Linked DNA regions of Homo sapiens: region 2 is linked to region 1. Evidence: chromatin contacts called from ENCODE Hi-C data. All regions are on one chromosome and are shown on one strand. Each heading gives the region's core, a stretch centred on a gene start or an enhancer-like site at or near the end of the contact. The rest is flanking DNA. Distances are from core to core; before and after follow the strand shown.

Region 1 (3,124 bases), core at 586-3,085:
TTCTGCACCGCGGATTCTCCTCCGCCTGCGTGTTCGGGGCCCTTGTATCCGATGTTTCTTTCTAAAAGTTGTCCTTCCGGCTGATTCGGAAGTCGCTCCAAGGGAAAGAAGGTTTATGCTTTGTCATTATCTTCATCGCCCTCTTTATTTTGCCCCTGCCTTGTCGTATTTCAAGAAAATGAACTCTTAGAAAAGAAAGCCTCTCCGTTGAGGCGGTTGGCAATCTCACAGAAATGATGTAAATGGTTTCAGGGCTTTTTTCTTCCCCTCTGCTATTTTTTTCGAGTGAACTGTGAAGATCTGTGAAAATAATATCAGGGTTTTCCGTCAGAACGAGCTTTGCCCTGCACTCAGGCGTGGCGTGATCTGACCCGACACCTCCAACCATCTGTGCTATCTATCTGCCTTCTGATTTACCAGATCTGTACAAGCCGCATACAAATTGTACTTGATACTAAAGAAAAGACAGTCGGGTCCAGTCCAGTTCGGCTGTGAACGTTCTCACCTGATTTCTGTCTAGGGATGGACCTCCCCAAAACGGTTTTCCTGGCGTTTTTGTTATACAGCCCCCTACCAGTTATTTTCTTCAAACTAAACAAACCCCTACCACAGGCCCAGATGAGATCATGGTTTCTTTGACCCAGGCCTCAGAAAATGGTATGATGTGGACTGCCAATTGGGAATCAATAAAAGTTGCCAATTCACTCCACTAGCCCAAAGTCAGAGCCACCAAGCCACTCCTTCCTCACTACAGGAGGGGTCAATAATCAGCGGCTTAGGAAGTGCTTTCTGGGCCCCCGCATTGTCGTGGATGCCCTTCTGTATTGTATTTTTACTGAATTGTTTTTGAGCTAAAATGCCAAGGTTAGAGTTGTTATCCCCAGCTCAAGAGGTATAAGTTCTAACACAAGGTAGGGGCAAAATAAGCCTACAAGGAAAGGAGTTAAGTCGATATTTTAAAAAAGATCTAGGAAATAAGCTTTTAAGTTGCTGTCCTGACCTACCAATGACTTCTCGGCTCTAGATGTGGCTATGCTGCACTTTGTTCAAGTCCATTAAACTGGGGGAGGGGGAGAAAGTATATTTCTCCCCCTTTATTTGGAGGTCCCTACAGCCCACCCTTCTTTTCTTAAAGTGTCTGACTTCGTGGTCTGCATCTGCGTTATCAGACGTGAACATGTCCTTGTTGGCATTTAAAATTATTTTAGTGGGCTTTGAAGGGAGTAAGGCTAGAGTTCAAACTGACCTCTTCTACAGATCCCTGGTCCTGTTCCTGCTGCTCCAGATTTGCTTCCCACTCAGCTGCTTTGGCAACTGGAAAGGGGAAGAGGGAGGCATGCAGAGATGGGTACTTGGGAAAAATGAGAAGATCGCTTCCCCCCACCGGCTTCCTGCTCCCACCGCAAGGTTTGCTGTTTCGTTACAACTAAACTTGCGAATTCTCGGAGCATTTCAGTTTGGCCCAGTCCTCTTTGTCCTCTGGAGACCTCTCGACCGAGACAACGCATCGCCCCAAAGTGAATTCCTGAATTCCTGTGGCATCACTGCCTATTTGGTGGGAAAAAGGGAGGGAGGGGTAGAGCGGGGTGGGGGAGGGAGGAGTAGTGAACGCTGCCGCACTCGCCTCTCTTTTTCTCCCAGACACTCGCATGTCTTTTCAACCTCCAGGTTCTGCAAAATACTGAAGAAAAGTCCAGGAGCTAACGGCGGGCGCTGTCGAGCACGGGGAGGTGCTGAAATAGTCCTGGCGTGCTGATTCAAGCTTTGATTGGCAGAGCCACCCGGTGACTGACAGGGGGTCTCCATGGCGCCCGCGCCGCCAATCCGCCCACCCCAATAGCGGAGCCAGCTCGCCTGCCGGCGTGCCTGAGCCGAGCCGAGCCCGAACCCCAAGCCGCGGAGCCAGCACCTCCTCCAGTCGGGGTCGTCCGCTCCCGGCCGTTGAGCCACCGCCGCCACCCGGTAGTGTGTCCCGCTGCCCCAATCCGCCTCATCAACAAGCGCCTGGCACACTCAGCCAGGCCCGCGGGCATCTGCTGCGTGTCCCGCTCCGGGCTCAGTGCCCTCGCCGCCGCCGGCACTGCCTCGATGTTCCAGCTGCCCATCTTGAATTTCAGCCCCCAGCAAGTGGCCGGGGTATGTGAGACCCTGGAAGAGAGCGGCGATGTGGAGCGCCTGGGTCGCTTCCTCTGGTCGCTGCCCGTGGCCCCTGCGGCCTGCGAGGCCCTCAACAAGAATGAGTCGGTGCTACGCGCACGAGCCATCGTGGCCTTTCACGGTGGCAACTACCGCGAGCTCTATCATATCCTGGAAAACCACAAGTTCACCAAGGAGTCGCACGCCAAGCTGCAGGCGCTGTGGCTTGAAGCACACTACCAGGAGGCTGAGAAGCTGCGTGGAAGACCCCTGGGACCTGTGGACAAGTACCGAGTAAGGAAGAAGTTCCCGCTGCCGCGCACCATTTGGGACGGCGAACAGAAGACACACTGCTTCAAGGAGCGCACGCGGCACCTGCTACGCGAGTGGTACCTGCAGGATCCATACCCTAACCCCAGCAAAAAACGTGAGCTCGCCCAGGCAACCGGACTGACCCCTACGCAGGTGGGCAACTGGTTCAAAAACCGCCGACAAAGGGACCGAGCGGCTGCAGCCAAGAACAGGTCGGTACCTAGAGGCCTCCGCGCTTTGAGCGCACCGGGGAGGAGGCGGGTGGAGGCACCTCTGGCGCCCTTACCCAGTCCCTGGCGACTCCAATTCAGCAGGAGTTGGGAGCGCGGTCTGTCTTGGGTTAAGAGCCCTGCGTTCTGGGCTCCTGGCCGGGAGTTCCCTTGCCGGCTCTGCTTCCCCACCCGCTGGCTCCCCACGCCTGCGGGCAGCTGCAGCAGCTGGTCCCGGTCACCAAACCAAGGCTTCACTGGGACGGAGAGGGGAAGAGAAATAAAAAATTAAAATCCTACAAACAGTTAGGGACCCCAAGACCCAAAGCTAATTCTTGTCAGCCTGGGCACAGGCTCCTACTATTAATCGAAGCCTGGCTTATTAGCAATGTGTCGGTTTCATGTTAATTATCATTTTCAAAGCCCAGGTATATCCCTCCCTAATGCTTTGAAAACAGTTTTCAATG
Region 2 (3,354 bases), core at 403-2,902, 810 kb after region 1:
CGTGCCCCCGCCTCCGGCCAGGGCCTCTTGGGGATGGCCCTGCAGGGTCACCAGCCCACCGGGGAGGTTGGGAGAGAGGGGGCGGGCGACTCCTCGCCGCGCGGGTTCCTGGCTGGAGCGCCCTCCTCTGCGTCCTCCCAACCTTCCATCGCTCCCCAGGTCAGTCTACCACGCCTCAGGTGTTTGCTCGGGCTGGGCCACGAACCCTTTCCTTTTTGGCCTGCGCCCGGGGTGGCCCCTAACCCGCAGCGCACGGCCAGACCCAGCGCTACAAGGAGGGCGCGCAGGGCGGCGCAAGCGGGCACTGGCCTCCCGGGGGCTTGCGCGGGGATCCACCCACCGCAGGGCCGGGCCGCGGACCGCGGGCCACGCCCCTGGGGTCCGGAAGGCGCGGGAGCGGACGCGGGGGTTCTGTGAACTTGGAACCTGGCGGTGCGAGGTTCTCGCCGGGGATGCGGCGGCGGCAGCTGCTTCCTGGTTTGAAGCTCGCCGAGTGGGGGAGAGCGTGAGCCTTCGGAGGCGGGGGCAGGAGGAGAAGCAAGAGGAGGCGGGGGAAGAGACGCTTGGGGCTGGGGCTCACCGGACGGGTAGGTCCGGCTCTCCAGGGAGAGGAGCTGCCCGGCCCTGGAGAAGGGGCGAGTCCTGCGCGAGTCCCCGGGAGGCGCCGCGCGCTTGGAAGGGACGGTCGGGCTTCCCCGGCCCGCTGAGGGCTCGGCGGCGGGCTCCCCTCCTTTCCACCTCGGGAGGGAGGGAAGGAGGGGAGGGAAAAGTCCCACGGAGGAGGCAGAATGGCCAGTCGAGGGGCGCTTAGGCGCTGCCTTTCCCCAGGGCTGCCTCGACTCCTGCACCTGTCCCGAGGGCTGGCCTGAGACGGGACTCCCGGTTCTCCCGCTGCGAAGCAGCGCGGCCCCCCGGGGCCGGGGCAGCGGCGCCGGCATGTCGTCTGGCACCATGAAGTTCAATGGCTATTTGAGGGTCCGCATCGGTGAGGCAGTGGGGCTGCAGCCCACCCGCTGGTCCCTGCGCCACTCGCTCTTCAAGAAGGGCCACCAGCTGCTGGACCCCTATCTGACGGTGAGCGTGGACCAGGTGCGCGTGGGCCAGACCAGCACCAAGCAGAAGACCAACAAACCCACGTACAACGAGGAGTTTTGCGCTAACGTCACCGACGGCGGCCACCTCGAGTTGGCCGTCTTCCACGAGACGCCCCTGGGCTACGACCACTTCGTGGCCAACTGCACCCTGCAGTTCCAGGAGCTGCTGCGCACGACCGGCGCCTCGGACACCTTCGAGGGTTGGGTGAGTAGCGGTGACCCCTTCCCTTTGTGTCCACCCAACCCCCGTTCCCCTTATGTTTTTCAAAACTCACCCGGGTCCCGCTTTCCCATCGCTTTGTGGCTGAGGGAATTCCCTCCAGACTTTGGTCTTCGTCCACGTGGCCGCGGCACTGGTGACGCGACCGCGGTGGGTGTGTGCAGGCGCAGGTGTGTCTCCAGGAAGCCGGCCTGGACACGATCCCCTTTCAGGACAGCGGCTTGGCCTAACGGGAAGTCGGGCAGGGGTCCAGGGCGGTCACCCTTTCCGCCCAGTCTTTGGGTAAGGAGCTCCAACTTTCAGCACGAGAGTGATAGGTAGGAAAGGCAGGGAAGGAGTGATACAAAAGGGACTTGATTTGGGTAAAGTGCTTCAAGCGCTACTTAGGAGAAAGCCGTACATTCTCGCGAGTATTATTCATAATGTTTATGGATACATGTTGGTTCAGCCGCTCAGACGTGCACACGTGTTTCGGCTTGCACATCCCAGAGGTACATGAGCTACACTGGCAGGGAAATGAGCGCCTGGGTCTGCACGTTGGCAGTTTTATTATTTAGCATTTTTCCAAGGAGATGAGATTTACATATACTTGCAAGTAACTTAGTCAGTCCGAGGTGGGAGTCCTGCAGTGTGGGTTTCTGCTGCTATGGGTCTGAGAAGAGGCTGTAAGGACTCCTCAGGAGGTTGTTAACTGTCTTCCCTCCCCCCATCACCAGCCTGTGTTCCTGGGTATTGACGTGTAGCTACCCGCAGCTCTCCCCTTGCCTCTGCTTTTCACATAGTTCCCAGGAGGCATAATTTCTGCTGTAAATCAATTAAAACTTCTAGAGCGCTCTACACGGTGCTAACATGCTTTTACTGCCTAATCCTCACACTGTCTTTGTGATGCAGGTGTCATCGTTCCCACTTTGAGATGATGGAATGATAATTATAATAAAGTAGTCTGGTTTGGCAAAGTGGAGTACGCCATTTGAAGACTCTCAGGAGTTTAATAGTTTAAGTTCTGGAGGGAGTCAGTTTTGAACCCAATATCAGTATTGAAAATGTTTGAAATTTACAAGTGGTGAAATCAGATGGATGGTGATGAAGGCTCATTTAGGTATTTATTTTATACTTTGTGGAATTAGTAATTTTACCGTATATTTTCTAAAATTAAAGATGGCTTGTGGAGCTATTCCTTTCTTTTAAATAGAAGTACAAAAACCATAATGACTAACCTTAATCGTCAAATTATATTGAGTTAATTTCCCTTCAGCCTAATTTACTTTGTGGTACTTAGAAGTGGGGACTAGAGAGGAATTGCTAAAATACAGTTAGATATTTACATTTATCCTGTGAATTTCTGGAAATGAAATAGAAGTGAGTGTAGGCATCCAGATGGAATTGTTGAGTTCTATTAGTGTCTGATTAGGAGTTAGGTCGGGCAAAGCTCTAGAGGAACTAGGTTCTGAATTATGGTGGTGCAGATTGGCCAGTGGCCATGAGAAGCATCTCTTCCTGGAGATAGCCTAGACTCGTCCTTCTCAACCATAATCTTCCCACTTGAATCACCCAGGGACCTTTAAAAAATCCCCACTTTTAAAGATTCTAGATAGGAATCTCTGGCTGTGGGACCCCATCATCCGTACTTTTAGGCTCACCAGGTGATTCCAGTATGCAGTCGAGGTGGAGAACCTGCAGCCTACATGAAGACCAAAAGATGAGGACTTCTTGGTGTCATAAGTGTAGGAAGATCCACGTTATCTGACTAGGTGGCATGTACAGAGCTGCTTATTGTTCCACTGGATGAATATTCAGTGTAAATCAGATATCGATATTTATAATGGTCTGAAATAATTACACTTAGATGTTTAATATAACCCACTGGTGGTGTTTTGGAAAACGTTGAGTGGTTGGTAGGGAGGGTCAGCATTTAAATGACCTTGAAACCAGCAGTTTTTCATGCGTTTGCATGCATCAGAAGGCAGATTTTTTTTTTGTTGTTTTTTTTAAAAAGGTTTTGGGTATTTCAGAACTGTAAGGATATGGAACATAGGTTGG

Evidence for each region. Hi-C counts contacts between places; a loop is a spot of excess contacts on that map.
Region 2: a map with no recorded cell type shows a loop between it and region 1 (4-fold over the local background). The contact joins the promoter of PRKCH-AS1 here to the promoter of SIX6 in region 1. A Hi-C loop is called at or near these places in 1 of 37 single-sample maps with no recorded cell type.

What each region holds. Positions count from the first base shown.
Region 1 is chr14:60,507,311-60,510,434 of GRCh38, forward strand. SIX6 (SIX homeobox 6) reads left to right here and starts at 1,836. Exons shown (of 2, transcript NM_007374.3): 1 at 1,836-2,660. The coding sequence starts at 2,089. It also overlaps a transcript of C14orf39 not described here.
Region 2 is chr14:61,321,166-61,324,519 of GRCh38, forward strand. PRKCH-AS1 (PRKCH antisense RNA 1) reads right to left here and starts at 1,653. Exons shown (of 5, transcript NR_186042.1): 1 at 1,370-1,653. It overlaps PRKCH (protein kinase C eta), which reads left to right and starts at 414. Exons shown (of 14, transcript NM_006255.5): 1 at 414-1,299. The coding sequence starts at 937. RefSeq lists silencers at 207-476, 627-796 and enhancers at 758-1,302, 1,303-1,846.